Linked DNA regions of Mus musculus: regions 1, 2, 3 and 5 are each linked to region 4. A link is a loop called in an ENCODE intact Hi-C map of the cell type or tissue named here. Cell type or tissue: left cerebral cortex. All regions are shown on one strand. Each heading gives the region's core, and the rest is flanking DNA. Links, peaks and the distances in the headings are about the cores only.

Region 1 (6,089 bases), core at 794-5,793, 61 kb after region 4:
GAGCTGGAAAAATAGATGAAGAGAGAGACGCTCACCCCTCTTGCACAGGACCAGAGTTCGGTTCCAGCACCCATGTCAATCAGCTTACAACCTAAGGAGACCTCACCCCCTCTTCTGCCTCTTCTGGCCTCCAAGGGTACTAAACTCTTGTACATCCCAGCACACACACACACACACAAATATATGTTTGCACACTCAAATACAAATACACACACACACACACACACGCTCACATACAGACTCATACACACAAACATACACTTCTCACATATACACAAATACACACTCAAACACACACAAAGAAACACACTCTCAGACACATTAAACACAGACTCACACATTCACACATACACACAAACACAAAACAACACACTCATGTACACACTCAAACATTGCTTACACACTCAAACACACATACACACACAAAGAAATACACTCACACATAAATATACACACACATACATAATAAACACACTAAATGTACACACAAACACTCACTCTCACATACACACAAATACACATTTACACACTCAAACTCACATGCACACACACACAAAGAAACACTCTCACACACTAAAGACACACACACTCACATGTATATACACACAATTAAAAATAAAATATCTTAAAATGGTATTTATCATAGTCATTTTCTCTCAGTGACAGAAAACTAACAGCCAAAGAAATCAACATGAAGAAACACTGTAATAAAACTTGGGAAAACAAGCCCAGCTTTGTGGCACAGGCCTAAGAACCGAGGACCAGCAGAAATTCAAGATCACCCATTACTGTAGGGTGGCTTTTGAGCCAGCCTGTGCTATACAAGCTTTGTCTCTGAATAAAACAAGATAAAATAACTTTGACAATTAAAAACAAACATAAAAATCTACAAAGGAGGGCCAGCAAGATAGCTGAGTAAGGAAAGGGGCTTGCTGCCAATCTGAGTTGTACCTCAGGACCTCACGTGGTGATTGCCCTGTGATCTACACACAGGAGTTGTAGCATATGCGTCCCTCATCCCTCTCCACAAAACCCTTCTTGATATCTACAAACCCTGTGGGCTGCAGGGCTGTAGGGCTGCTGGACTCCAGGTAATAATACTACATGAGCAGCTCTGTCAAAAGTATGCCAGTCTCAGAAAAAGCATTCGGAGGCTTTTCTTCTTTCACCACGAACTGAAACACTTTGAGTAGTTCTGGCATGGTTATTTTCAATAAGAATTGAGTGACTCTCTCTCTCTCTCATGCACCTCATGGGGTTCATTTGCTATTTATTCATTCTTTACAGCTATTGTGTGCAGAGAGATGGATGCTGAGAATTAAAAGCAGAGCATTGAGTATTCTAAGCAGGGGCTCTACCACTGAGCCACGCCCCCCCCAGCCCCTCGCTGGGGGATTCTAGGTTTGTCTATTACTTAGACACACCTCAGCCCCTCACTGGAGAACTTGAGGCACAGGCTCTAGCACTGAGCTGAGCCCTCTTTTTTTTTTTAAATCTGGGTTTTTTTTTTAAGATTTATTTATTTCATGTATGTGAGTACATTGTTGCTGCCTTCAGACACACCAGAAAAGGGCATCAGATCTCATTACAGATGGTCGCGAGCCACCATGTGGTTGCTGGGAATTGAACTCAGGACCTCTGGAAGAACAACCAGTGCTCTTAACTGCTGAGCCATCTCTCCAGCCCGAGCCCTTTTTTAACTTGTATGGTTTCTTTTTACAGGGTCTCATGCAGCCAGGTAGCCCCAAAATTGCTCAGTAACTGCCCAGGCAGGTCTTGAGTTTGTAATCCTTCTGCCTCAGCACCCAGAGCTTCCGGGATTGCAGGCCCTTTGTATCTTTTAAAATGCTCCCACAACCATCAAAACCATCACATGACAAACGTTCCTATCACTTCCCAAGGTTTCTTTGCACCCCTTTCAAATATCATTCCTCCACCCTGTCTCTAGACAAGTCCTGACTTGCTTCCTTTTACTATACGTGGCTTTGTAACTCATCTGTTCTAGAATTTTATATAAACAGGTCAAAATAGTTATAAACAAAATAAAATTGCTGGAAGCAGATAGTCTAAGTTCTAATCTCAGATCTATTTGCTCTTTGGGCCTATCTGCTTATTTGCAAAATATAGATAAGTACTGTCCCCAGCCCCATGATATGCTATGAGGATTGAACTGCTTCATGTATATAAAGAACTTAGAAAAAAGCCTCAGTACACCATTGGTGCTTCACAGTAAAAAGAAGAAGGGACTGGAGAGATGCTCAGCTGTTAAGAGCAAGTATTGTTCTCCTAGAGGCCCCACTCAGTTCCCAATAACCAAAGGATGGCTCACAACCATCTGTAACACCAGGCACATGCCACACACATGATGCCAATGCATGAGGTAAAACACTCACACATCATATATATATAAGTGTGTGTGTGTGTGTGTGTGTGTGTGTGTTGTTTTAGATGTTGTTTTTTTCAAGACAAGGTTTCCTTGAGTATCCCTGGCTGTCTTAGAACTCACTCTGTGAACCAGACTAGCCCCACCTGCAATGTGAGATCATGATTCTTTTTTTTTTTTTAAGCAATACAGTGCATTTACAGTAATAAGGCTGAGGACCTAGCTCCATGATAGTGCACTTGCCTACAGTGAATGAGACCCTAGTTCATTCCCCGTGAAAAAAATAAAGACAGCCTTTCCTGTTTGTGAAGCTTGCTGACTGATGAATCGCCTCAGCTGCAGAATATTCCGGAAGACTCCTGCGGGCCTAGCAACAGCTGGCCAGGGACGCCCCGACCCATCCTTCCATCAACAATATCTCTTTCTTTCCAGAATGCATAAAACACAGGACATTATCTCCACCCACACCTCCTCCTTTCCCAGACTCCCAGAGGGCCTCGCAGCTCGCGTAGCCTGCACTGCCGCCTAGTGGTCAGCCAGCTCCTGGCTCCAGGTCCTCTGGCGCCTTCCTCCAATCTCAAGCCCTAAGTGGTGTTGGCGCCCTCTGCTGTTCTTAGGTCTTGGGAGCTTAAACCCCCAAATCTCATTTTCCCACTGTCTCTAAATGGCTCTCCATCAGCTAAAACCTTTCCTTCCCACTGTCACTAAACGGCTCTTCCCCAGGTAAAACTTTTCCTTTATTTTGTGAAAGAAAAGGTATTTGCGATAGAACAGTGGTTAAGTGTCCTTGCGCGAGACCCAAGTTCGCTTCCCAGCATCCACATGAAGGCTTACATCTGTCCTTAATTCCTGTTCCTGATGATGCTATTCACTCTTCAGGCTTCTGCAAGCACCAGGCTCATGTACTTACATACACTCAGGCAAAGCATGCAGATACATAAAACAAAAATAAAAACTCGGCAGAGGAGGCTGGCAAGTTGGCTCAGCAGGTAAAGGTGTTTGCTGCCAAGATATAATCTGAGTTCAGTCCCTGGTATCAACACTGCAGAAAAAAACAAAACAGTCCCAAAAGCTGTTTGTCCTCCATACATGCACCCTTCACACAGAAATAAAAAAAAAATAAGTCTTGTAATTTTTAATTAAGAGGGCTAATGAAAGGTGCATGCCTTTAATGTCAGCATTTGGGAGTCAGATGCAAGCAGATCTCTGAGTCCAAAGCCAGCCTGGTCTATATAGACAAATCCAGAGCAGCCAGAGCTACACAGAAAAACTCTGTCTTAAAAAAGCAAAAAACAAACAAACGGGCCTAATGAACATGACAACAACAGAAAAAAGAGGAACAGGGATGCAGATCAGAAGTACAGTGCTAGCCGGGCGGTGGTGGCGCACGCCTTTAATCCCAGCACTTGGGAGGCAGAGGCAGGCGGATTTCTGAGTTCGAGGCCAGCCTGGTCTACAAAGTGAGGCTACACAGAGTAACCCTGTCTCAAAAAAACAAACAAACAAAAAAACCCCAACTCCCCCCCCCCCAAAAAAGAAGTACAATGCTTACCCTAGGATCCCCCAGTGAGGAGCTGGGGGCTTGGCTCAGTGGTAGAGCCCCTGCCTACAATCCACCAGTGAGGGGCTGGGTGTGGCTCAGTGGTAGAGCCCCTGCCTAGAGTCCCCCAGGAAGGAGGCGTGCTTTGTGGTAGGGAGCGGGCTTGGCATGGTCAAGGGCCTAGTTTCCGTCCCCAGCACTGCAAGAGAAAAATAGCATCTGGCGAATTTGCTAAGGTTAAAGGAATGCCCTTGCTGTGACTCAGCAATGCAATTCCTCGGAACTGAGGTCAACTTCTGCCAGGGGACTTGTACAAACAAGAATATCAACATCCTTCACAGTTGTGAAAACCGAGGATAGCTATCCAAAGGAGCATGAGTACATAACCTGTGGGGCTCACATCAGGGGTTGGCAAAACTGTGGTGAGGGGATTAAAACCTGACCTACCACCTCTTTTTAAGCGGGCGCTCGTCAGTGTTTACGTTTTCTCTTGGCTGGAACAGACCATGGGCAGGCACACCAGTGATCCCCGCCCTGCGGAGGTGAAGGCAGGGGAATTAGATCCAGAGTTCAAGGTCCTCCTTAGCAATATGGCAAGCCCAAAGCCAGCCTGCTCTAAGTGAGACCCTGTTAGGAGAAGAGCAATAGAGAGGGATTTTAGGCAGTTCTTAGCACAGGCCTAGGAGTCTGTATGACTTGCAGGTGCACTGGGGCCACACTAGGGGGCGGAACACTGTGAGAATCACATCTTAGGAGCTCTTGGGGGTCACAGCCAGGCTTACTGCTCCAGTTGTGCCAAATGTTTTCACACCGCAAGAGGAGAGCCGAGTCACCAGAACACATGACCTGTGGCCAAAACTTACAGCCAGTAGTGGTGGCACATGCCTTTAACCCTAGCATTTGGGAGGCAGAGTCAGGTGGATCTCTGTGAGTTCGAGGCCAGGGTGAGTTCCAGGACAGCCAGGGCTACAAAGAGAAACCCCATCTCGAAGAAACAAAACAAAACAAAAAAACCAAACAAACGAACAAGAAGATTGGATTTACTATTTAATGTTTCATGGAAAAAGTTGGCCAGCCCTGACTCTATAACCATGAGAAAGAATTATAACTCAGAAGGCAATGGCAGGGGAATCTCTGTGAATTTGAGGCCAACCTATCTAAATGGTGAGCTCCAGGCTAACCAGGGCTACATATGACACCTTGTCGCAAACCAACAACAAAAATGACAACTACAGACATCAAACAGAAGAAATGAACATCGACTCGGCCCATACTCTGTAGTATGTTTCTGGGCTTTGTTTTCCTTGGAGACAGGGATTCACTCTGTAGCCCAAGCTAGCCTGGTACTTGCTCAAGTAACCCAGGCTAGTCACAAGATCAAAAGTTTTCTGCAGAAAGCATCAGAGCTAGGATTAGGGCCAAGTGAAGCTATTTGTGATTGTGTGTGTGTCTAAATGGTCCCTCGGGAGGAGGTGTCAGTGGGCAGGAAGAGCAGAGCATCCCGTGGGGGTGACAGGGATGTTCTGTAGGGATACAGGAGGAAGGAACCCAAATGCAAGCCAGTAAGAACACAAGCAAGCTGTACAGGTCCAGTGTGTGCACACTTTCCTTCATTTTATGTATCATATAATGCTTTGTTCTGTTTAAGGGGTTAAGGCAGTCCCCTGTCTTATTTCTAATGTTTTTAGTACATTTTATTTATTATTATTATTATTATTATTATTATTATTATTATTATTATTATTGTGAAGGGGTGTGCATGCCTTAGCCCAACCGTGGAGGTCAAAGGTCAACCTGGGAGCTCAGCCTCTGTTGGCCTTAAGTTCATTATTAGCCAAGGATGACCTAGAAACCCTCATCCACGTTGCTATGGAGTACTGGGACCATCACAGGGATGGCGGGACTGCAGCTGTAACCCACAGGAAACCTGTTCAAGAACAACCATAGCAGTACTGCCCATCAAAGTCCCAGGGTGGAAGCCATTCAAATGCCTATCAACTCGTGAATGAAGAAGTAAAACACAGTAGGTCCATCATGCTCTAAGGTTGTTGAGCAATGAAGGGAAATGAAAAAGCAATGGAGCTTGGGACACGGGTGGAGCTTGATGGCACAGAGGAAGACGAAAGTCAGCCTAAAGGCTGCAGGCTGTGGGCTTCCATTTCTATG
Region 2 (6,089 bases), core at 504-5,503, 120 kb after region 4:
GGAGATGGCAGCATCACCTGTAGGACCACAGAGATGGTCTTCTCTCCTGCCTTGGCTGCCCGCCACTTCCGGTAAGTGTCCGCCTTGAGAAGATTTTCGGCACAATGGGTCTGCAGGCAAGGGTGGAAAGGTGGAAGTTCTTTAAATAAAGCTGACTTTTAAAAATAAGATTATTTTTGAATGTTTAAACTCCCAAGAGCTAGCCGACTCTCCACACTTGACTTCACGCCAGTCCCACCACACACACACACACACACACACACACACGCATACACACACCCCTGCCTCGAGTTTTCCTTTCACCGAGTTTTTCTTCACAGTTAGAACTTCCCAGGCCCCTCTTTTTCCTTACTCTCCACAGTGGCCCCAAACTTCCCTAACTGCCCGTCTCTCTCGGAATGCACGTCCAGCCTCTGGAAACCCCACCCGGAGCCCCGCTCAGAATCCCGCCAAGATCCCCCCCCCCCTTTGCGCTTCCAAAGTCCTCAGCATCCCTCAGGAAGCCCCTGTCTCCCCGCTGCTCCCACGTCAGCCCCTCACCGAGTCCTGGCTGCTGCAGGACACGACGTGGCGGAGGCTGATCTCCGGCATGTCCACGCCCGTGGACGCCCGACCGTCCAGGGAATGAAGAAGAAGGGTTGCAGCTCCGGGGGGCCCCCGGAGAAGGTTGGGGGAGCGCGCGCGCCCTGCACGGGACTCAGTGCGCAAGCGCGCAAGGCTCGGGCCTTTCAAACCGCGGCGCGCCGGCGCACACGTCAACACTGCGCATGCTCGGTTGGGCCTCTCCGCGAGCGAGGCGCCGGGTTCCCTTAGCAACAGGCATTCCCCCTCCGGCCCCGCCTCTCTCAGGTTCCACCACTCTCCGGCCTAGCCGCCTGATAACGTGGAGACTCGGCTTCCTGGGAACCTAGCAACAAGAGCGGCCTCAGTGATTGGGTCCTACGTGTAATTTGCCCTGGTCATTGGACCGTGAGGTCACCAACCAAACCAGAGCCTTGCTCAGAAACGCTGAAGCTGAGAGTTTCCTGAAGCCTGAATCCTGTTTGAAATAAGATCTCTGGCACCTGTTGTTGCGGACACGCTCTGTTCCCCTTCTCTCTCCAAATGCAGACAAACAGACGGACGGACGGATGGACACACAGAGACGAACATCGACAGACAGATGGCCGACAAAGATCTCAGACCTCTCTTAGCTCATGACCTAACACCAAAAGAGAGGGAGAAAGATCTTAATACAAATTGTGCACAATATACTTGCGTGCGTCCACAAATACCTTGGTTCCCCAATGCCTTGTAAGCATTTGTCTCCAACTTTGCCCGTCTCTGTCTGCTGACAGGACCTCTTTTGTTCAGTCCCCTCAAGACCCAGGGGCACATCCCTGGGTGGGGTTGGAGCTGGACACAGCTCGAATACAGAAGCATGAAGGTGAGGCAGGCACACGAAAGAGAAAGGAAAGGCCACAAGGCGCCCGGCCCCCGCAGGACGGGTCTAGACATGCTGGGCGCTCCCCGGTTAGGACCCAACCTACGCTGGGCGCCTCCTTGGGAAAGGAGAAGAGGATGGATGCCAGTCTCCAAAGTTGCTCTGCACCCTCAGGGAATCAGATGACCCACTCCTACCTTAAGATTTGTGAACAACAACAATTAAAAAAAGGTGCTTGGATACATAACTGAGCTTCTGGGTCCAGGTGGAAGAAATTTGGGCCCAGGTGCAGAAAAGGGCTGGGTCCAAGTGGTTCAGTTTTCTTGTGGATGCTGGTTCCGTGGCTCTGACCCGGAGGCTGTGGAAGACTCCCATGGGTTCTGAGCTCAGCTATTTCTCACCCCAGGGTGAAGGTGGGACCAGACCCGCCCTTCCCCAGCTTCTTATAAGGGCTGAGGACCTGGGACTACAGGTTCACACACCATGATTCTGTTTAGAAGACACAGGACCTTCCTGCTGGCCTTCACACTGCTCTGTACCCTCCTGGGTCTCGGTAAGTGACAAAGGGACCTGGTCCTCTTCCCCAGTACCTCAGAGGGCATTGGGCAATGTCCTCAAGAGAGGGATAGCCTGAGAAATGAGATTTAGGAGAATAAAGAGGTGAAAACCTGGGGTCTGAGAAGGCTTGATGGGCCCTGCATGGTCTGTCCTCTAGGAAGGGCCTCAGAACATGACATCTGAATTCTAGGAAAGCAGATGAGAGAGCTTGGCCATCAAAGGCAAACTTTAAAATTAGTAATAAGGAGAGAGATGGCCTTTCTCTCTGGACCTAGAGGGATTCAGGACCTCATCTTACTCTTTTACTTAGACACAGTACTCCAAGCCAGCTTCACTGTCCCTGTGACCCAAATGGCTAGGTTCCTCCTCTGTCAGGACCAAGGAACTGATGCCAGCGATACCTCTGGGCCTCAGTCTCCCTTTCAAATGTAGGACCCAGACCTCAGAGTCAGGTACCTCTGCCTGAGCTGCCAGACTTCCGTGGTACCTTCCTAAGGGAGGGAAGTTCCACACCCCAAGAACCAGCTGGACCTGAAATTTTGCAAAAGCTCCATAGCACCTCTGCCACTATCCCTGCGTCTGAGCTTGCTCAGGGGACCCTGGCATCCAAAGTCCCCAAGCCTTGTAATTATTAAGTAAAACAGGCTCTGTGGTAGAGTCATTTCCTGCCCTGGACGCCACTTCACTGGCATCGCCACGGCTTCCTTGACTCTATAGCCAGTTCCCTGGACAGTTCTCAATGTCCCACCCATGGAAAACTAGAAAGAGCCCGGTCCCTCCCCAAAAGTCACCTCTCCAAAGCCCAAGTCACGGTCTGAAGACCTTCTTTAACCATGACCATATACCCTGTTCTCCACTCTCCTTGCTGCAGGGTGCCCTCTAACTTGTGAGGTGTGCAAAGGCTCGGGGCACACATGCAGCGGGAAGATGAAGACCTGTGAAGACGGCAAAGACGCATGCGTGGTCCTAGTGAGCGAGTCCAGCACAAGTAGGAGGGTGTGGCTTCAGCGGAAGGGATTGGGAGGGACCTCTAACTGTAGGTGGGGGATAGTCACAGTGAAATGTAGGAAGAAAATCAGGGGAGGGTTGAAATGGAAGAAGGAAGAGATAAAGCGCCAGTCAATTTCACTGGACCAGAGTTCAATTCCCAGTACCAACATGGTGGCTCACAATGGTCTGTAACTAAAATCTCGGGGGATTTTATGCCCTCTTCTGGTTACCACTGGTATTGCACACTTGTAAAGCACTTACATATATATACTCATGCACATAAAATATGAGGAGCTTGGTGAGGTAACTATGAGAGGACACAAGAAAGTAGCAGGAGGGAAACTGGTTTTTCTTTTTGTTTTTAAGAAAAATTCTATTTGTAATTAATTATTTGTGTGTGTGGGGGGGGGGGGGGCTATGCAAGAAAGCACAGTGTTTATGGGGCCTGGAGGAGAAAGATCCCTTGGAGCAAACGTTTCAGGCAGTTTCGAGACACCGGTGAGACGAGCTGAGTTTGGATCTTCTGCAAGTGCAGTTGGTGCTTTTTTTTTTTTTTTTAATATTTGATTTTTTAAGGTTTATTCATTTATATGAATACACTGTAGCTGTCATCAGACACACCAGAAGAGGGCATCAGATCCTGTTACAGATGTCTGTGAGCCACCATATGGTTGCTGGGAATTGAACTCAGGACCTCTAGAAGAGCAGCCAGTGCTCTTAACCACTGAGCCACCTCTCCAGCCTCCAGCAGTTTGTGCTCTTAAGCAAATCTGTTGGGCGCAAAGGAAGAGGAGATGGTGTTAGGGTCAGGAGAGAACAGAAAGGAGCTGCCTGATGAGAGAAAGACCCTGAGGAATGGAGCAAATAAATCTAGAGAAAGTAGAGGTGCCGGGATAGGGTGATGAGCAAGAGGATAGTCACAGGTCTGAAACCAGCCTGAGCTGTACAGCAAGACCCTGACTTAAAAACAAGCACAGAAGAAAGTGGGAGGTACAGATGGCAGAGGAGGAGGAGGAGGAGGAGGAGGAGGAGGAGGAGGAGGAGGAAGGGGAAGAAGGGGGAGAGAGGAAGGGGAAAGATCTGGAGAGGGAGAGGTGGAGGGAGGAAGAAGGAAGGCTGAAGGAAGAAAGGGAAAGGGAGGGTGAGGGAGGGGAAGGGAGAGGAAGGGGGATGAGAGAGAGCAAAGAAGGCAAGGGAGAGGTGTGGAGGGGTGGGGTAAGAGGAGGAAGGAGGGAGAGGATGGAAATGGGGAGGCCCAGAAGTACATTGGGAGAGGCTAGCCTAAATCAAAGAGAGCACCCCAGACCTCAGAGATGATGGGGAAATAAGGACGATTGGGTTGGATGTTCATTTTCAATGGTAAGAGAGAGCCTTAGTTATAGGACAGTGATTCCAGCTGAGAGACGGACGGGCGGAAGGCTGTAACAAAGGAAGGCCGTGCTTCTGTCATGGCCTTTTTAACATTAAACGTGTGTGTGTATGTGTGTGTGTGTGCAGTCCTGAAGGTCACCTCTCTTTTTTAATAATTTTATGTACATTGGTGTCAGATCCCCTGTAACTGGAGTTACATACAGACAGTTGTTAAATCTGGTCGTCTAGGAAGAACAGCCAGTGCTCTTAACCACTGAACCTTCTCTCCCGCACCCCCCACCCCGCCCCATGATGTCCTTTAACCCATTCAGCAAGCTGAGCTCTTGCTCAAGGGCTTTATCCTCAGCTTCGAGGTGTACCACGTAAATGATTTTTCCAACTTCTTTAATGACATCCTGGCGAGTCGTTTCTCTCACCCAATGCTCTTCTGTTTTTGTTTTTGTTTTTGTTTTTGTTTTTTTGAGACAGGGTTTCTCTGTCTAGCCTTGGCTGTCCTGGAACTCACTCTGTAGACCAGGCTGGCCTCGAACTCAGAAATCCACCTGCCTCTGCCTCCCAAGTGTTGGGATCAAAGGCGTGCGCCACCACACACCACACACCACAGAGAAACCCTGTCTCGAAAAACCAAAAAAAAAAAAAAAAAAAAAAAAAAAAATTTTTTTTTTTACTTATTTTAGCCAAGTGTGGTAGCACACACCTTTAATGCCAACACCCTGGAGGCAGAGGCAGGAGGATCTCTGTGAGTTCAAGGCCAGCCTGGTCTACAGTGAGTTGTAGGTCAGAGCTACATAGTGAGACCCTGTCTCAAAGGTTTATTTTAATGTATGTATACGTGAATATGCATATGTGTTTGTATGCACATATGAGTGCAGATGCCATGGTGATCTGGAGAGGGATGGGGAGGGGTGAGGAAGAAGTGATTGACAGCACTGCCATCCCTCCACTCCTGCCCCCTACTCTGCAGAGGGCCGAAAGTCAGTGAACACCTTCAAGGCCTGCATGAAGTACAAAGACTGCTACTCAGGCTTCGTATCAACCACCATGACTCCCAGTGACTACATGGTGTCCAACGCCCACTGCTGTCAAAGTGACGGTTGCAACAGTGGCTCTGTGCCCCGTAAGTACCATTCAAGAACAGTGTGCCTGTCCTGTGACATCTGGCACACCACCCTTGACTACTTCCAGGCCTCCGTTTCCTTACCTGCAAACTCTACCAACTAACTTCTGTTTCCCAGGGTTCAGAGGGTGTTGGGGTAGCAAGCCTTCCAGCCTGCTTTATGCAACGTCTTTCTTCACAGCTCCCTTGAACAATCGGACAGAGAATGGCCTGATGTGTCCCTCCTGCATTGCGCCCTTCCAGGAGACCTGTCCAGGAACCCAGGCAGCTCGCTGCGTGGGCCGGGAAACACACTGCATCTATTTTGCTGGCAATGTGCAGGCTGGTGAGTGGTGCTTTGATTGGGGGAGGGGGTGTCTCAGAAATAGAGATCCACACTTTCCCCATTACAGGTGATGAGGAAGTTCCGTAGTACTGGATGATGGTGGTGGTGGTGGTGGTGGTGGTGGTGGTGGTGGTGGTGGTGTGTGTGTGTGTTAATGGGATGTATGTGTGTGTTAGACTCCTGGGTCACACAGAAGTCGACTCCATTCTGAAATGTCGTCACAGGTATTATCCACACGAAATTTGCCACGAGGGGCTGTGCTACAGAGAGCGCCTGCCACACCAAGGCAGGGGCTGAGGTCCCTT
Region 3 (6,089 bases), core at 673-5,672, 130 kb after region 4:
AAGCTCCCATTTCTACTGAGTCCCAGGCCCTCAACTCCCTTTACTGCATTGGTATCTGGATGACACACTTCTGGCGCATAGACCCTACTCCCATTCAGTACCTAGGAAATCGGGTGACTGTAAATCTCACGTTTCAACGAGATGTCAGTCTCCTTCAAGTCTCCGGGTTTGAATAACAAAACGTCACTTCTTAATCTCAGAGGCTGTGGGGCCAAAACCAGTCACCAGACACCCCAAGCCCCACCGCACACCTCATTGGTTGGGCTCTGGGGGTCCCAGCACCGCCTCCGCATCAGCCAGCATCTCATCTAAGGCTTGTAGAAGTACACCGTGCGCAGCACGGTAACCCAGCCCACCTGTTGCCGCAGCACCACCCGTGGGCCATAGGAAGGAGAGCGCGCTCAACGCTGCACCTCCCGCCGTGCCCTCACCTGCCCAGGACCCCAGCCTGGCCTCTACCTCGGCTCGCGTCACCGGGCCCGGGAAGCGCGTGCGCGTTGCCAGTACTCCGGGAGCCAGGCCCAAGGCGCGCTCACGTCGTGCTACGGCCGCGGGTTCGAGGCCTAGCGCGCGCCTCCACTCGGCCAGCTGTCCCCGGAGAAGCGCCACATCGCAAGCCCAGCCCAGCCCTGGTACTGGGGCGGCGGCCGCCGCCAGGCTAGCCAACAGGGCTGGCCTCCACGCCCCTGCCCGTAGCGCAGCCGCCTTCCTCCGCGCCGCCCGGGGACTTGCAGGTGGCAGCGCCAGCAGCAGAGCTCCGGCCTGAGCTGTGGGCAGTGCGTGCTGGAGCCAGGTTCCGAGGCCTGGGAGACCGCCGGGCCGCATCGGGAACACGGGCGGAGGCGCCTCCTCCAGCACCTCCCATAGCTCATCCTCCGGGCTCCGAGCGGCAGTGCACCCCGAGTCCCCGATGCCAGCTTTCTTTCCTTCGCTGCGTGCATCCCCTGAGTTCCCATCACTTGCATTCTGGGCCTTTTCTTCTTCCAGAACCTCGGGTGGATCTTCGCCCTGGCCGTCCGTGCGCACACCGACGAGTGGAGCATCTGGGGACACCAATGAGCGGACCTGGGCCCAGTTCTCCTCTGTGGGAGCCCCGGGGGTGACAAGGATCAGGGCATCGTAGTGGGTTGGGTGAGGGGTGACGGCAGGAGATGTGGCCGTGGGGCCCAGGGGAACGGTCCAGAGCACTACGTTGGGGCGCTCTGGAGCAGGATAAGGGGTGGGCCCAGTGGGTGCTGAGGCAGGCGCAGCACCTGGGTCTCCAGGATCCAACCCCAGCAGCATATCTAGCACAAGGCCTACATTGGTGGTGCCGGCCACCGCCAAGTCCAGTCGTGCGCTGCCCAGGCGCTCCAGACCAGCGCGCACCCACGACAGCGCCGCCTCCAGGCCACCGGTCTCGAAGGCCTCACGAACAGCTTCCAGCTCGGCTGCGCCCAACACCTCGAAGCCATCCTGGGCAGGAGGCAGGAGCCTGCAGGAGAGAGGGTGGGAGATCGGTCAAAGGCAACAGAGCTTTAAAAGTAGGAAAAGCTGGGCTGAACGAGCAATTACGGGAAAAAAAAAAATCTTTCTGAATCTCAAGAATTTAAGTAGGGAACTAATGCACATAGAAAGAAGGCACGGCCGGGCGTGGTGGCGCACGCCTTTAATCTCTGCAATCTCTGCACAAGTGGCAGAGGCAGGCAGATCTCTGAGTTCAAGGCCAGCCTGATCTACATAGCCAATTCCAGGACAGCTGGAAATACAGAGAAACACCCGTCTCAAAAAAAAAAAAAAAAAAAAAGAAAGAAAGAAAAAAAAAGAAAAAGGAAAAAAAGAAAGAAAGATAGAAAGAAAAAAAAAAAAACCAGGTGAGGCGGGACCATAAAGTTAAGAGAGTTCAGGGAAGAGCTTAAGTCCCCTAGAGGTCCCGCGGGTAAACTAACCTAAGGTCAGGTTTCCAACCGAAACTACGATGAGGACCCTATTTGGACTTCTCTTGATACAGATCAAGAGATCGGGGTCAGAGCTTTTCCAATGGTGTGCTGGTCAGGACACGTTTTCTATGGAGTGGGGCTTAGAGGAAGGCGAGGACATAATGGCAATTTCAGTATGGCCTATGGTGTCCCTGAGGGTGGATGTAAATAAGAGAGACCTCATCTAGTACTGGTGGGCCAGCGAGGTTAACTAAACAAATGAGAAGCAGCTCTCCAACTTATGCAGACCCTTCCTGAGTCGCATTTTGAGAACCATAAAATGAGACAGCTGGCAGGTGGGGAGGGGCTGGGTGGATTGGCGGGCAGTAGGCAGGGTAGAACTGAGAGGGAACTGGAAATGGAAGAACAGGGCGAGCAATCGGAAATAATGCTCTGTAAAGGTTTGGTGTTAACGAAAGGAAGGATGGGAGGGGAGTCACTTGAGAACCAAGCCAATGAGGAGGATGGGAGTGCTGGAGAGGGATCTCAAATGTTACGAGAGATGGGAGTCCAGCATCTTGTCTGACACAAGTATTTGCATATATATATATATATCTGGGCTTGTGATGCCAGAGAGCTTGCACGAAACAGGACCTTTGTGGTGGGCTTTCCAGTTGACCCTTGACGGTGCAGGCTTTAAACGACAGAAAAGTGATCCCTGCTTATGGCAGAGTCTCCATGATCTCAAACTCTGTGCTCATGGGTGTGGTGGGTGCTGTCCTACGCAAATAAGTAGGGTATGGACGAATGGGCAGCCAAGAAAAGCTTGCGTCTAACACTCTAGGAACAGGGCTCGAGAACTTTAAAGACCTCCGTAGCTGAGTTGGATCTAAGGCCACCCCATCCAGCCCGAACTGTCCCCTCACCTCTGCAGCGCCTCCGCCTGGGTCCGCAGCACCACCTGCAGGCGCTCTAGCTCCTCGCAGCGGTCACTGCTGCTGCAATCCGCCGGCGGCACAAAGAGAGGCGCAGCTCCTAACCCAGCACTGTTCAACAAGGCTGCAGTCTCATCCCGGGCTTTAGCTGCATTCTGGGAATCTCCAGGGCGCAGATTCCGGACAGCCAGCAGCGGGGTTCCTCTAGCCAGGGCGGCTCGCGCTGCCTCTCCCAGAGCTGGGGTCAAGGGCTCCTCGCTCCCCTCAGATCCTGGTAGCACCAATACCAGCAAGTTGGCCTCCGCCGCCCAGGGCCCGGGAGCTGCGGGTGGGCAACTCAGCTCACCCAGGAAGAGGCCCGGAGCCGCAGCTCTCAGGCTGGGGACTCCAGAGTCCTGCCGTCCATCGGGAATCTCTACCGTGTCCACATTCTTACCGCATAACGCGGCGATCAGGGCGGACTTTCCCGAGCCGGGAGGCCCCAGGAATAAGGCAGTCACGTCACCCTGAGGCAGAGGCATTGCTGGAAAGCAAGAGGCGGGGAAAGAAATTGGTCAGGGAGCACGTAAGACTTTTTGTTTGCTTCTTTTCTAAGACAGCGTCTCGCTGTGTAGCCCTGGCTGGCCTGAACTCATTACGTAGACCAGGCTGGCCTGACATTCAAGAGATCGATCCTCTCCCCTCTGTCTCCCAGAGTGCTGAGATTAAAGGCGTCGCACTCCCCCACACCAATCAACACCCTCTCCTAACTGATTCACTGTAGATCCAGGCTTCAGTCCTCCAGCCTGTCCTCTACTTCCATTCTCCAGTGTCACGCTGCAGGACCTAGAAACTCAACCCCCAGGGCCTATTCCTGGGAGAGCCAGGTATATGCCCATTCTCCACACGAATGCATTTCTCTATTTAAAAAAGAAGAAACAGAAGAAGGAAAACAAAAACCCTCAAAAACCTGACTGCCAAACTCGAGAATGGTCTTTCCCCTCCCCATTCCAAATCACCAACCGATCAGAGAGGTGACACGCCTGGAGAGCACAGAGGCCCAGCCCCTTAAGACGAGCTGACGGAGGCTGAAGGGGCAGGAGTGTCCGGATTTAGAAACATCCGGACTCCTTCAGGTGGCTCTATACTGACGTCATTCCTTCCAAGACCGGTGTGTCTTGGAGTGCCACTGCGGAGAGGAAGAATTTTTGGCAGCTCCTTCTTTCTAGCTAAGGCTGTTTGGGCAAAGGCACAATAAAACCCATGCGCGTGCGCAGAAAGTTTTGGGGCGGTGCCCCACCAAGACCAGCAACCAATACGCCTGCGCAGTACGTGCAGGGTTTGTACGGCAAAGGGGGACAGGAAGCGATGAGCCCACGCAGTAAGCTTAGCGTTGTACGGAGCACACAACCAACGTCATCATCACGCACCCCTGTACAGAAAAGGACCTCTCCACTTGCCCTTGCGAAGACTTGCCTGCCGTGACTATATTAGTGCCGGACTGCAACCTTGAACCTGACTCGGGGACAATGGTGGTGCAACAGATCACTGGAGTCTGGAGACTAGGAAAAACTATCCCGCTCTCGTCCGGTGGCAGAGCTGTGGCGACCAACTGTCAGGCGCAGCTAAGGGACAGTCTTCGGGGAGGAAAGCAAGAGGCGTCCGTGACCATCAAGAACTAAGAGCAGAAGGCAGTGCATGGGAGCAGCGTGATCCAGAAATGAACTAGTGAACGCGGGCGGCGGTGACTACGGTGAAACAGTAATCAATGTCAGAGAAGGATGTCTCCTGGGAGAAGGCGGGCTCAAGTGTGAGCACCACTGCTTGTGCGGGGGTTATGGTTGACACGTGAGAAACTAGGATGGGGCTGGTAAGAAAGACCAAGAGTTCCACCTTCGAGGGAATTCGGTTTCGTGAAGATGAGGACACAGGGGCTTGAAGACCGAGGTGTCACAAACCCGAGGAGTCTCCCATGTGAGACTGCTGAAGCTTTTCTAGTGAGAGTGTCATTAGAGTTCAGTGAGTGTCAAAAAATAGAGCGAGGCCCACTAAGGTTGGTGGCAGCCACGCCCCCCCCCTCTCTCTTTCATATCAGAACATCGCCCTGAAGACACTGTAGAGGGCAAGCGTCTCCCAAGGAATGGAGTCCAGACAGCCCAGGAGACGACCTCTTTGAGTACTGCCAGAAAGAGGGGTTGGGTGCAGGAGTGACAGACACTAAAGGGACCTCCATATCTCGACGCCCCGCCCTGCTACAGGTGGCCGCAGTGACTACCTGCCAGGAATGACCTCCTCTCATGATCAAAATTATTTCCCTTGATTTGGGCACACAAACAGAAGCAGGACGACATTTAGAGGAATAAAGGGCTGCCAGGCGAAGATTGGGTTGTGGGGTGTGACTGGCAATATCATTACCTGGAATGAGTCCCCAGGGTTCTTGTCCCACTTTCCCCCTAGACTTTCAATATGACTATGCTTCAGTTTCCCGTAGCAAACGTGTGCAACACGGGCTATGGTGGTAGCACACCTTTAATCCCCGAATTTAGGAGGTAGAGGCAGGCCGTTCACTGAGTTTGAAGCCAGCCTGCTCTATAGAGAAAGTTCCAGGACATCCAGGGCTACACAGACAAATCTTGTCTTAATAAACAAACCAAAACGGGCATCACAGCTCACTTCCATGGGGTAGTTATGGAATTAGCTGTCGAAAGGGGAAAACTTGACTTGAATGAAATTTAATTTAAATGATAACATCTACTTTATAACAGCTGTGACCCTGACTGAGTGTTCTCTGCACTGGGTGCATTCGATGCCAAGTATGGAGGAGTGACCTTGATTATCTCATTCGGCTCTAATGTCGGGCTGCGGTGTACCGCAGCGGTAGTATCAGTGTCTCACAGGCAGAGACCACAAGGAACACATCTGGCTTGGACAAGCTGGGATTACCGTTCAGTTTTCAAAACCCTGTATTTAAGCCAGGCACACGCCATTAATCCCAGGACTCTGGAGGTAGAGGCAATTGGATCTCTGAATTCGAGGCCAGCCTGGTCTACAGCGTGATTCCAAGACAGCAAAGGTTACACTGAGAAACCCTGTCTCAACAAACAAAACATAAAACAACCAACAAAAACAAACAAACAAACCAAAACCCCCTGTATTTAAAACAAGTGGTGGTGGCTCATGTCATGTCTTTAATCCCGGCATTCAAGGAGGGAGAGGAAGGTGAATCCATGAATTTGAGACCAGCCTGGCCTACAGACTGAGTTCCAGGGCAACTAGG
Region 4 (6,089 bases), core at 709-5,708:
TCCTCCTTGACCTCCGGGTCTTACAATCTTTGCATCCCTTCCTCAACGACAGTCCTGAGCCCTTTGGGGAATGTGACAAAGACGTCCCATTAGGGACTGAACACTCTGCAGATGCTCATTGTCCACACTTTGACTGGTTCTGAACGTCCTGTGTCGACGGGCTGGCTACTCTTACGCCAGCTTAACACAAGCTAAAATTATCTGAGAGGAGGGAACCTCGACTAAGAAAATGCCTCCGTGTGACCAGGCTGCAGACGAGTCTGTGGGGCATTTACTTAGTGATCATTGGAGGAGGGCCCAACCCATCGTGGGGGGTGCCATTCCCCAGGCTGGTGGTCCTGGGTGCTCTAAGAAAGCAGACTGGTTGGTTGGTGCCTTAGTCTCTAGGAGCTCCCAGGGGTCTGGGTTAGTTGTCACTCTTGGTCTTCCCATGGGCTTGCCATCCCCTTCAGCTCCTTCCCCTAACTCCACCATAGGGGTTTCCGATCCTAGTCCAATGTTTGCCTGTAAGTATCTTCATCTGTCTCAGTTCAGCTGCTGGTAGAGCCTCTCAGAGGACAGCCATGCTAGGGCTCCTGTCTACAAGCACAACATGGCATCAGTAATGGTGTCAGGCTTTGGTGCCCACCCATGGGATGGATCCCAGGTTGGGCCGGTTACTGGATGGCCTTTCCTTTACTCTCTGGCTTCATTTTTTTTGTCCCTGAATTTCTTTTAGTCAGGAACAATTCTGGATCAAAAAACTTGAAGATGCGTTGGTGGCCCATCCCTGTCCTGGAGGTGGTCTCTTCAGGTTCCATCTCCCCACTGTTGGGCATTTCGGCTAAGGTTGCCTGCACTGAGTCCTGGGAGTCTCTCACATTCCAGGTCTCCGGAGGGACTTTCTAGAGGTTACACCCACCGCCACGCCCACCCCAGAGGCTGCTGTTTCCATTCATTCTCCTGCCCCCACTGGGCTTCTCTCGGTCTCCCCCCTTACCTGATGCCTCCTCTTCCCCTCCCCCTCCCCTCTTTCACCCAGATTCCTTCCTCCCTCTTCCTGCCTTTGTTCCCCCTTCCAAGTGGGATTGCGGCATCTCACATGGGCCTTCCTTCTTGTTAAACTTCTTAAGTCCAAGGCCCCCAGCACATCGTAGCAGAGGACTGCCTTGTCTGGCCTCTGTGGGAGAGGATGCACCTAATCCTATCTCTATGGAAGGGGGGTTGGGGGGAGAGGGAAGCACCCTCTCAGAGGTGAAGGAAAGGGGGCATGGTCCCCCTCTGGGAAGGGGGACCGAGAGGGTAGGCAAAATTTGTGATGTAAATAAGTAAAATAATTCTAAAAAAAAAAAAATCAAATATATGCTGAATTTAACCTATAATTAAAGAAAGAAGAAAAAAAGGAAGGAAGGGAGGAAGGGAGGGAGAAGGAGAGGGAGAGGGAGAGAGAGAGAGAGAGAGAGAGAGAGAGAGAGAGAGAGAGAGAGAGAGAGAGAGAGAGAGAGAAAGCAGGCTGAGAGAGCCATGGGAAGCAGTCCAGTAAGCAACACCCTCCATGGCCTCTGCATCAGCTCCGTCTCCAGGTTCCTTGCCCTGCTTATGTTCCTGCCCTCACTCCCTTCAGTGATGAAAAGTGTGTGGAAGTGCAAGCCAAAAAAACCTTTGCCTCCCCTACTTGCTTTTGGCCATAGAGTTTCATCACAACAAGAGTAACCATAGCTAAGACATTTCAGCACAGACCACTGCATGAAGGAGCTTTCCAGGGGCAGCAGTCAGACCTCCCTGCCTTCCAGAGAACCTGAGGTCAGTTTCTAACACGAACACAGTGTCCTGTGGCTCACATCCCCTCTTGGGGATCCAGTGCCTTCTGGTCTGCCAAACGTTATTTTTAAAAAAGAAAAAAAAAAATTTTTTTGTTTTTTTGAGACAGGGTTTCTCTGTGTAGCCCTGGCTGTCCTGGAACTCACTTTGTAGACCAGGCTGGCCTCGAACTCAGAAATCCACCTGCCTCTGCCTCCCAAGTGCTGGGATTAAAGGCGTGCGCCACCACTGCCCAGCTAAGAACAACTTTTTAGATGAAGCCTGAGAGCTGTACCACTTTACCGGTGTAGAGATGTGAATTTAGACGGCCTTTCAAATGCTGGGACAACCGCAATTGTTTATGCCGGAACTCTAAAACAATGCCGGGGGCTGGAGAGTGGCTCAGGGGTTAAAAGTTCCTGTTCTTGCAGGGGACCTGAGTTGGTCCCCAGCACCCATGTCCAGGAGTCTACCACTACTTGTGCCTCCAGCTCCAGAAAATTCATAATGCACACAGACACAGACACATAAATCATAAAGACAAATATTTTCAAGTTAAATTTTGAACATTGGGAATAAAATGTATAATTTACCCTTACCCCTCCCTGCCTGTTTGTTTGTGCCAAAATACCACGTAGCCTAGACTAACCTAGAACTCTGTGAAGCTGAGAGTGACTTTGAACTCCTGATTTGGCCTCCAATTTCCAAGTGCTTAGGATAACCAGCAAGCACCATAGACCCCCAGTAATTGGGGCACTGGTCGTCAAAACCAGGTTTCCGTGTATGCTGAACTAGTACCTGCCAACTGAGCTAGACCTCAAGCCACTGCTTCCGGGATAGTGTGATAACCAGGCTGAGGGGGGCTCAGGGAAACTGAGCCCTGTGATTCCATCTTCCACCACAAGGTGGAGCTCTCGTCCTCAGGTTTATAGGGCTAAAACCAGCACTGTTAAACCAGCTGGTGTGACTGTTCAGAAATGGGGAGCAGGGTTGCATGCTTTAGCGAAATGCTGCACAACGATGCACGCCTCTCTTCCGAATGGTGTGGCCAGAATCCCAGCTCTGCAGTTTCCCAGCCCTGTGACATATCTTGCTTATATGGTTCTTGTTGGTTTTGTTGGTGTTGTTGGAATTAGTGTTCAGTTAGTCTTCATAAAGCTCTTAGACCTATAGGTTAGCTTTCCATTGCTGTGGTAAAATACCTGGAATAATCCATTTGTAAAGAAGAAAGGTTTATGTGATTCGGGGCTTCAGAGATTCACTGTTGCCTTTTCCTGTGGCCTCTGGCCTGGGGCAGCACAAGTGCCCCCAGGGTGTGAGCCCATGGGAGGTCTGACTGCATGGCCTGCAGAAAGCAAAGCAGAGAGGAAGAAATCAGAGGGTCCCAGTCACCTCTTCAAAAGTTTGTCTTGGATGTCCCCTCACCTCTCTACAGCACCACAGCCCGGAGACTGCACTGTTCGTTAACACCCTGAGAGCCTGCCAAGCCGTAGAAATGACACAATACAAGCTCGAGGTCTTTTCTGAGTATATATGTTATATAAGAGAGGAAATTTTATCTCATCTGCGTACATGTGAGGCCCAAGAAAGGAAGATCACATGTTCAAGACCAGCCTCAGAAACTCAGGGAGACTCGATCACAAACTAAACCTTAAAAAAATAAAAATAAAAAGGGGTTGTAGCTCAGAAGTGGAGTACTTGGAAGGAATGGGCAAAAGCGGCTCATGTGGGGAGTTTGTTTAGATCTGCAATGCCTCCTAGGGACTCCTGTTTTAACCACTTGGTCCTGAGCTGGTTGTCTTATTTCCAGAGGTTCCTAAACCCGGTTGGAGAAAACAGGAAGTAGGTCGCTGAGAGACGGTCCCTGGTCGGGGAAGATCCTTTCTATCCTTCTCATTCGTTTGGCTTCCTGTCGTGAAGTTTTGCCCTACTGCAGGCTGAGCCCTCTGAAAACCGGAAGCCAGAGCATGTATCCTCACCCCCACACCCCATAAAGTTGCATGTCAGGTATTTGCATCTGGGTCACACACACACACACACACACACACACACACAAGCAACTGACATAAAGATTGCCTCACCTGAGATCCTGTCGGCTTGCTGAACTGGCAAGATCACTCCCAGCATTCCCTTCTCCGGAACAGGCATGGTCCAGAATGAGATTGGGACTGGAGAGGCGAAAGAGAGGCCCTTTTCTTGATCTGCTCGGGAGATTGTAGCAGGCTGTGGGTGCTTTCCACATTCACAGTCACTATCATTTATCTCCCATCTGGTTTGCTGGTATAGGGTTCTTTTTAGATTTTTTTTTTCACCAGTATTTATTTATTGTGTCGCCACCGCACATATGAGGAAGTCAGAGGACAGCTTGCCGGAGTGGCTTCTCCTTCCACTATGTGGACTCTAAGAGTCAAAATCAGCGTGTCAGGCTTGGTGGCAAACGCCTTTACCTGCTGAGCCCTCTCTCCGGCCTTGGTAGACAGTTTCAAGCAAGACCATCATTTGCTGTACATAGTATCCTTCATTCTAAGCAATAATGATATTGCTGAATGGTGAGGTGTGTTATCTCAACACTCAGGAGACTAAACAGGGGATAGTTAATAGTTATTTCCAAGGCCATCATGGTCCACAGAGGATTCTGTCCCAATAGCAGCAGCAAGAAACAACATCACTGAGGAGTCAGGAAATAACACTGTCCCTTCTGCTCAGAGACCAAGGGTTCAAAACTAAGCAAGGAAATGAGCAATCCAGATGCACTTATTTTGGTACTGGGAATTGAATTCAGTACCTTGAACATGATAGGCAAGCACGCTACCACTGAGCCATACCCTGACCCCTCACAGGGGGGTTCTAGGCAGGGGCTCTACCACTGAACTATGGCACCAGTCATCTTTTTACTTTTTTTTTTAATAAAAAGTAAGTGAAAACTGGAAAGATGGATGGCTCAGTGGTTAAGAGCACTGGCTACTCTTCCAGAGGACCTAGGTTTGATCCCCAGCACCCACATAGCAGCTTATAACTGTAATTCCAGTCCTAGGGTATCTACCACCCTCCTCTGACCTCTTTAGGCACGCAGACATACAGGCAGGAAAACTACCCGTTCACATAAGAATAACTAAGTTAACTTTTAAATAGAACTAAACTAAGCTGTCCAGAGCAGGCTTATGCTCATTCTGTCTGCCCATCGGGCCTTCTCCTTGCTCTCTAATCCAGACAGACCTTGGACACGAGTCTCCCAAATGCTCAGATTACACACAAATACATCTGGAGGGATGGTAACAGCCTCCCTCAGGCAGAAATGTAAACATTCTCAGTGACAACTCAGAGAGAGGCCTGAAAGTCCTATGTCTGACATTTTGGATTTACCAGAGTCTCAGTAACACCTCATAGTTATCACAGACGAGACCAGGAGGCCGGAGGATGGAGATGACCCTGCAACAGAGACCAAGAACCAGGAAATGCCACACCCAAAGTCACTGTGCGAGTGACAGCTATGGACCAGCCCAGTCCCTCTATCCTACCCACTGTGGGGCAGGGAAGTGGTGTCATCCTCACGCATATGCGGGTGACAAGTGGCCCAGCAGCTCCTTGCTCTCCCACAAGTCCTAGTGCCTCGTGACCTGATTGTTTTCACAAGCAGCTGCTTTTCCTGGGAAACCTGCTCCGGCAAATGGTTTCTTGCCCTTCGCTTGTAAAGTTCAGATAATCGTGGCTCTAGCGTCACAGGGCTGTTGTCATGGGAACATGATTTCTGCACACCAGTGGTGCAGGCTGGAGATGGAATCCAGACTTGTAAGGCGTGGAGAGGACTCAGAAGAGAAAAGAGCAGAAAAGATCTGAGGGTGGCCTCTAGGCTGCTCTGCACCTTGGTGGATAAACTTACGATTAATGAATTTATGGCAAAAATGAAGAGAAACAGAGGCTGGAGCGATGGCTCAGCACTTAAGGACACTGGATGCTCTTCCAGAGGACCCAGCTTCAATTCCTAGCACCCATATGGAGGATCCAGTTGCAGGGTATCTGACACCCTCTTCTGGCTTCCACAAGCACTAGTCATACATACACACACACATATGCAAAAGACACATATGCATAAATTAAAAATAAATCTTTTTTAAAATGAAGAAAAAATAAATAGATATATAATTGAAAATATAAAACCATGCATGCTAGCTCTCACCTGTCCTCTCAGCACCTGGGAGGCTGAGGCAGGAGGATGACTAGCCTGTATCAAACAAACCAATAATTATAGTTTTAAGGTGAAAGTTCCCCCAGAGATTCATGTATTTAACACAGCTGTGGGTGCTGTTGGT
Region 5 (6,089 bases), core at 446-5,445, 190 kb after region 4:
GCAAGATGACTGAGGTCGACCTCTTGTTGCCCCCCCCCCCCCACGCGGGTAGGCATGTGTGCAAGGGTAGGGAGGGACAGAATCAGCAGGAGGGAGTCTTTTCTGGTTTACACAGGTTCTTTCTTGTCCCCAGCAAACCCCAGGAGACCCAGGACTTTGCCTAGATTCTAACTTCCAATAACAGTTTCTGCTTAAGTCAGCACAAAGCGATTTTATCTCTTGCAGCTAAAGATCCTGTAAGACCAACTCAGGAGCCTGAGAGACTGAGGCCTAATACAAACCGTAGAATAGGACCTTGTGAGGCCATTTCTACATTCTGAGTCCCACTGCAAGGCATCATGGGAAAGGAAGCCTTAGCCTCGGTGTCTTTTGCGAGGCATCACGGTGAGACTATTTTCTATTTCAACTAGGAAGCATCTCATACAACGTCATCTTTGGCTCTCTGCTGCAGGGCATGATGGGAAATATAGCCTTGGCTCCCCGCCCCCCCACCCCCTTCCCCCACCCCCGTGGAAGGCATCAGCAATGATATAGACTGGGGGGCTGGGAAGACAGCTTTGTGGATACAGTACTTGGCTCCAGAAATAGGAGAACCTGAGTTCAGATCCCCTGTACCCATTTAAAAAAAACAAAACAAAACAAAACAAAACAAAACAAAAAAACCAGACAGTCTTAGTACCTCTGTGGTTATCGTGCTTGGGAGACAGGACGATCTGCAGCATCCTCTCAACCTGCATAGTCAAACCAGTGGGCTCTGGGGTTCAGTAAGAGACCTAGCCAGGCATGGTGGTACACACCTTTAATCAAAGCACTGAGGAGGTAGAGGCAGGTGGGTCTCTGTGAGTTTTAGGCTAGCCTGGTCTATAAAGTAAGTTCCAGGGCAGCTAGGGCTACATGGTGAGATCCTGTCTCAAAGCAAAAATCAATCAATCAATCAAACAAACAAACAAACAAAAAAACAATTCCCTGCTGCTCTCATCTTCCCAAGCTAAATGTGACAGTGGGGAGACCCAACCTTGTTCACTGGTACAAAAATCTTTTATATATATATTTATATAATAAATTAGAGCAATAACAATGATAATAATAATAATAACAGCAACAATATTATCTCAACTAAGAGGCCCCTGCTGCCCGCAGCCCTTGTTCCAATTCTCTTCTGGTTCATGGAAAAACTGAGGTCCAAAGAAGACAACACGAGGGCACACACATCCTCAAAGATGGAGCAGGGGGGAGGGAGTCAAAAGACCCTGGGTCCAGCCAGGGCTGCCGGCTCAGGAGTCAGGTCCAGAGGAGGACGCCCCATAGTCCGAGGGTCAGGAGCAGAGAGGCAATGAGGCTGAGTTGAGCAGGGCCTGGCCTGGGGGCGCCCCCTGTGGGGCTGTTACAGCCGCTGCCGTGGCAGCAGGAGACAGAGACGTTGAGGTGGGTCGGGAAGGAGTCTGCCACGTGGGAGCCTTGGCACCAGGAAGCCGTGGCGCAGCCTCTTACGGTATAACTCCGGTTTCCCAGCACTGAGGAAAAAGAAGAGTCGGTGAGTCCGAGTAAGAATTCTCAGGAAAGTGACAGGCTCCTGGTGGTGGACGCCATCGCCAACCACCAGTTCCCTGTTGGGAGCAGGGCTTCCCAAAGTGTGTTCCAGGAACCCCTGGCAGTGCCTCAGACTCACACCAGGATTGATTTCATAGTAACACTGAGATGTCATTTGGCCCTTCCAAGCTTTTTGTGTGTACAAGAGATACTTTTCCAGAGAAACCCCAGGACATGATATTGCAACAGGCGGAACACGAAAGCAGAGCCGGGGACCAGCTGTCTGCTATTAGAGCCAGACGGGAAGAGGGTTGCCACACAGTAAACAATGACAGCACTCTCTTTGCACTTTTTCATTATGAAAAACACAGGCACCCCCCCCCCATCAAAACTATTATTTATGAGACCAGCTATGGTAGTGCACACCTTTAATCCCAGCACTCAGAAGGCAGTGGCAGGCAGATCTCTCGGTTTGACGCCAGCCTGGTCTACAGAGTGAGTTCCAGGGCAGCCAGGGCGACAGAGTAAGACCCAGTCTCAAAGAGAAACATTAGGGTGTAATGAAGTGTATTATTCTTGTTGGCTCCACAGAGGCAAACTCTCTTGTTGCAATTTGTCCTTTTTGCAGGTAGACACCGCCTCCTCCCCACCCCCCAGACAGGGCCTCTCTGTATGGACCAGGCTGTCCTCAAACCCAGAGATCCACCTACCTCTGATTCCCAAGTGCTGGGAGTAAACTGTGTACCACCATCCCCAGCTAAAGTGTCGCCTTTACCATAGGAAGATCCAACCGGACCATCTGTCAATCAGTCTTATCAGCGCTCAGTGCCTCAGTGGGTCCCCTTCCAGCTCCCACAGGGCCTCACCATCTAAGCCTGTAGCCACCAGGCACTGATTCATTGGTCCCCGGCAGTTGATGAGAGACGCCTCTTCGGAGGAACACCCAAGGGTATTGTTCCCCTCACAGCTGTAACACTGGAAGCCATTCGGTGGAAAGCTCTGAAGATCCAGAACTTAAAGATGGAAAAAAAAAAAAAAAAAAAAAAAACGACAGGGAACGAAGATGAGCACTGGGTCTATGCAGCCATCCATCTGCCCACACTCAGCCTGAGGTGATAGGGCGCCACCTGATGGTCATGCCCAGGAACTGCATTCTTTTGGCATTTGGTTCTCCAGGGTTGAACTCCACTCACATCTAGCTAGGCAACTGATGGTGGACCCTAACAAACTATGTATTATCAAACAGGCCCCACTCTCTAAAAAGTTACTAAACAGAGTTGTTCACTGTAGTATCCACTGGCTACCTGTGTTTCTTAAGGTTTAAATGAATTATTGTTAAATATAGTCCTCGAGCTAATGAGATGGCTAAGCAGGCAGAGGAGCTTGCAGCCAAGTGTGATGATCTGAGTTCAGGCCCCAAGACCCACATGGTGGGAAGTGAGAAATGACTTCTTAAAGTTGTCTTCTGACTCCTACAATTAAACTACGGTATGCTCATGTGCGCTCGTGTGCACTCATACACACAATACAAATTTGAAAACTATAAGTATGTGTGTCATCAGATCCCTTGGAGCTGGAGTTACAGGTAATTGTGAGCTGTTCCACCATGGGTGCTGGGAACTGACTCCAGATCTGGTATCTACTCTTAGTAGATGGTGCTGGGCCATCTCTTCAGCCTTCAGTACAAACAATGTCTATTACTGTGGAAAGTGATAGGGTCTCATGTAGCTGGGCTAGCCCTGGAACTCACTGTATAGGAGACAGCTTTGAACCTTTGAAGCTCCACCTCTGGCGTACTGAGATTGTATTTAGGTTCAAATTAATTAATATGAAATAGTAAGTTTAGGACTGAGATGGCTCAGTGAGTGAAGATGCCTTCTGACAAGTCTGAGGACCTTGCTGAAATGTGTAAGACCCTGGCTTCAACCGCCTGCCCCAGGAATCAAAAGCAGGGTTTTGCAGAACATTAACAATTTTAAGCACATTTATTTATTTTATGTGTATGAGTTCTTGCCTGCACCGGTGTCTATGTTCCATATGCATGCAATGCCCATGGTGTCCAGAAGAGGGCACCAGATGCCCTGGAACTGTGGTTACAGATGTGAGCTGGGTGGGCACGGGGACTCAAACCTGGTCGGTCCTCTGCAAGAGCAGCCAGTGCCTTTAACCACTGAGCCACCTCTCCAGCTCGGTTTATAGAAGAGCTATATTTCTACGAGATTGCTATGAAATGGTTTCCTTGACCTTAACCTCATGCTGTGTTGGGATATCACGGTGGCTTGGACAGCCTGGCTCTGTAATCTCAGGACACACAGCTTTGTCAGCAGACAGTCCCCACCCAGAGTGGGCAGAGCTGGGGCATGGAGAATTGAGTGACTCAGTAGCAGATTTGCAAGTCAGGGCAGACCTCCAGGAGAGGCGATACTTATGCTGTTTGAACGGACTTAGGAGAGAGTGAGGAGAGAGAGTTGTAGAAAGAGACAGGAATGTCCACTTCATCTTTCCTGCTCCTCACCTGGGCCACCATTGCAGTGGGTGTAGTTGCAACACTTCAGGAAGTGAAAGGTCTGGTTGCTATGGAAACCTGCTGTGCCTGGGCATCCGGGAAGACTGCCACAGCCTCGGGTGTAGTCCTCATCCTTCAAGCTCCCTGCAGAAGGCAGAGGGCAGATCCTGGTAAGGGGCTGGGTGTTGATTTGCCCCCTTGCGCACACCCCTTTTATCAGAGGCCCTTGCTACTTAGGGTAACTTCATCCTTAGCCAAAGGGCTTCGTGTTCCTTTTCCCCTTTGTTATAGATAAAGGAGGCCCGAACGATAAATAGATCCTTATGCGTTTCTGGGATTTCTAGAAAGAAAACCCTTACAAAACAAAGGAATTTTGGGGCCCTTCTTTCCCCTTTTCTTCTCTCTGGAATGTGGACACCAAGTCTGGAATTATGGTGGCCATACTGTGCCATGAGGCAGTCATCAGAACGAAAGCAATATGGGAGACATGATAAGGTAGCTGGGTTCCTGGTCACTCCCAAGCTGATCCAGTGACCGGGAACTTCCAGTCACTGAGAATGTTGGTCCCGTGACTGTGTGTGGATTCAGTTGTCTCTTGCTTGCGCTCTGCTCCCAGGACTTGAAGATCTCTACTAGGAGTTGCCCAGCAGATGGGAGCTTACTTTCTGTGCTCTGGAGGGTCACCACTTCAATACAGTGCTCTGTAGGATAGCGGCATTGCAGGCTTTGCTCCCGGCCCCTCTCACAGCTCTGGTCCAAAGAGGTGCAGGACGCACACTCGAGGTAACGGCCCTGGGGGAAAGCACGGCCTCGGGCTCCTAGGAAGAGGAGAGAGTGGCGTGTTGGCGGCCAGGTCCTGCAGAGAACTCCACTCTGAACCTGGCAGCCAATCACCAAGCCTACTTATCCCAAGTCCTTCTAGAATGAATCCTGTCCTTTCCCGCCTTTGGTACTCCTCAATACGAGCGTCTACGTGGTTCTAGCCACGCCCATCTCCACTCCAGTTCCTCTCAAATGGCCCTAAAATGAAGTCTTTAAAGCACATCTAATCCAGTTCTCCTCTGCTCAAAACCCTTCCAGAGCTCCCTACTGTTAGATTAACAGCCAAGCACATGAGTGTGGCATTCCAGGCCCACTGAGGACTGGGTCCCTGCCACCTGTCCTGCCCCATCTCCAAGTGCCAGCCTCTCCCAAGCTCTCTTCCATACTGGCTCCACAGTCTTAGCACATAGACCCTGAGCAGCACCAGACTTCTTGATAGTCTGTTGTCTCTGTCTAGAACACCCTTCCTTTATTCCTGGTCTTTCCCAACTCCTCCTCATTCTGCATCATTCCTAAATAGCACCTCTTCTAGGCAGGGGCTCTACCACTAAGCCACGCCCCCAGCCCCTCACTGGGGGATTCTAGGCAGGGACTCTCCCACTAAGCCACACCCCCAGCCCCTCACTGGGGGATTCTAGGCAGGGACTCTACCACTGAGCCACGCCCCCAGCCCCTCACTGGGGGATTCTAGGCAGGGGCTCTACCACTAAGCCACGCCCCCAGCCCTTCACTGGGGGATTCTAGGCAGGGGCTCTACCACTAAGCCACGCCCCCAGCCCTTCACTGGGGGATTCTAGGCAGGGGCTTTACCACTGAGCCACGCCCCCATCCCCTCACTGGGGGATTCTAGGCAGGGGCTCTACCACTGAGCCACACCCCCAACCTATTACTGGGGGATTCTAGGCAGGGGCTCTACCACTAAGCCACGCCCCCAGCCCCTCACTGGGGGATTCTAGGCAGGGGCTCTACTACTGTGTTGTATTAGTAGCCCCTCCCCCTTTTTTGATACAAGGTCTCACAATGTAACCATAATACAGAATCCGTTATCTCCAGCTATCTCATGGAACAGAACTATCTCTTAGCTTTGCCTTTATTTCCAAGACAGTCTACCTGGAATCACAAATTATCACTCACTGATGGATGACCCGAAAGGCCAAAGCCTCACTTGATGGATCCATGGTAATCTTGTTTTGCTCAAAGCTTCTAACTGAGGCCAACTGGATGGTTTTCC

The links. A loop is a pair of places that touch in the nucleus more often than their neighbours do. Peaks named below come from ENCODE experiments on the same cell type or tissue, not always from the same donor. Only the 100,000 strongest peaks of a DNase experiment are listed, where the experiment ranks them.
Region 1: it touches region 4 in a loop (6-fold over the local background); 23 of 42 quality-filtered maps call a loop at or near these places.
Region 2: it touches region 4 in a loop (2.2-fold over the local background); 9 of 42 quality-filtered maps call a loop at or near these places.
Region 3: it touches region 4 in a loop (3-fold over the local background); 10 of 42 quality-filtered maps call a loop at or near these places.
Region 5: a loop joins it to region 4, with 2.6 times the contacts of the local background. A loop is called at or near these places in 12 of 42 quality-filtered maps.

What each region holds. Positions count from the first base shown.
Region 1 is chr7:24,597,971-24,604,059 of GRCm38, reverse strand. The region is part of intron 3 of Ethe1 (ethylmalonic encephalopathy 1); the gene reads right to left. Among named protein-coding and RNA genes, the nearest start is that of Ethe1, 7.1 kb to the right of the region's middle. In left cerebral cortex, for the core only: CTCF peaks have their summits at 2,942 (motif pointing left) and 4,625 (motif pointing right); a DNase peak (open chromatin) is centred at 2,914; H3K4me3 peaks cover 312 bases; H3K27ac peaks cover 308 bases.
Region 2 is chr7:24,541,811-24,547,899 of GRCm38, reverse strand. It overlaps Pinlyp (phospholipase A2 inhibitor and LY6/PLAUR domain containing), which reads left to right and starts at 1,895. Exons shown (of 5, transcript NM_001037143.2): 1 at 1,895-1,976; 2 at 2,853-2,969; 3 at 5,307-5,459; 4 at 5,641-5,784; 5 at 6,009-6,089. The coding sequence starts at 1,907. It overlaps Xrcc1 (X-ray repair complementing defective repair in Chinese hamster cells 1), which reads right to left and starts at 1,201. Exons shown (of 18, transcript NM_009532.5): 1 at 1,065-1,201; 2 at 541-907; 3 at 18-110. The coding sequence starts at 591. In left cerebral cortex, for the core only: a CTCF peak has its summit at 3,188 (motif pointing left); a DNase peak (open chromatin) is centred at 856; H3K4me3 peaks cover 979 bases; H3K27ac peaks cover 714 bases.
Region 3 is chr7:24,528,651-24,534,739 of GRCm38, reverse strand. Irgq (immunity-related GTPase family, Q) reads right to left here and starts at 4,092. Exons shown (of 3, transcript NM_153134.3): 1 at 3,836-4,092; 2 at 2,825-3,356; 3 at 1-1,474. The coding sequence starts at 3,354. The coding sequence ends at 253. In left cerebral cortex, for the core only: CTCF peaks have their summits at 2,872 (motif pointing left) and 4,383; DNase peaks (open chromatin) are centred at 2,920, 3,306 and 4,156; H3K4me3 peaks cover 3,481 bases; H3K27ac peaks cover 2,684 bases.
Region 4 is chr7:24,659,351-24,665,439 of GRCm38, reverse strand. Gm4598 (predicted gene 4598) reads right to left here and starts at 4,146. Exons shown (of 2, transcript NR_030681.1): 1 at 3,861-4,146; 2 at 2,331-3,124. In left cerebral cortex, for the core only: a CTCF peak has its summit at 2,672 (motif pointing right); a DNase peak (open chromatin) is centred at 2,685.
Region 5 is chr7:24,470,664-24,476,752 of GRCm38, reverse strand. It overlaps Plaur (plasminogen activator, urokinase receptor), which reads right to left. Exons shown (of 7, transcript NM_011113.4): 4 at 4,699-4,854; 5 at 4,046-4,180; 6 at 2,397-2,543; 7 at 785-1,514. The coding sequence ends at 1,282. Among named protein-coding and RNA genes, the nearest start is that of Cadm4, 8.3 kb to the left of the region's middle. In left cerebral cortex, for the core only: CTCF peaks have their summits at 1,379, 2,661 (motif pointing left) and 3,588 (motif pointing right); DNase peaks (open chromatin) are centred at 2,658, 3,617, 3,934, 4,068 and 3 more places; H3K27ac peaks cover 518 bases.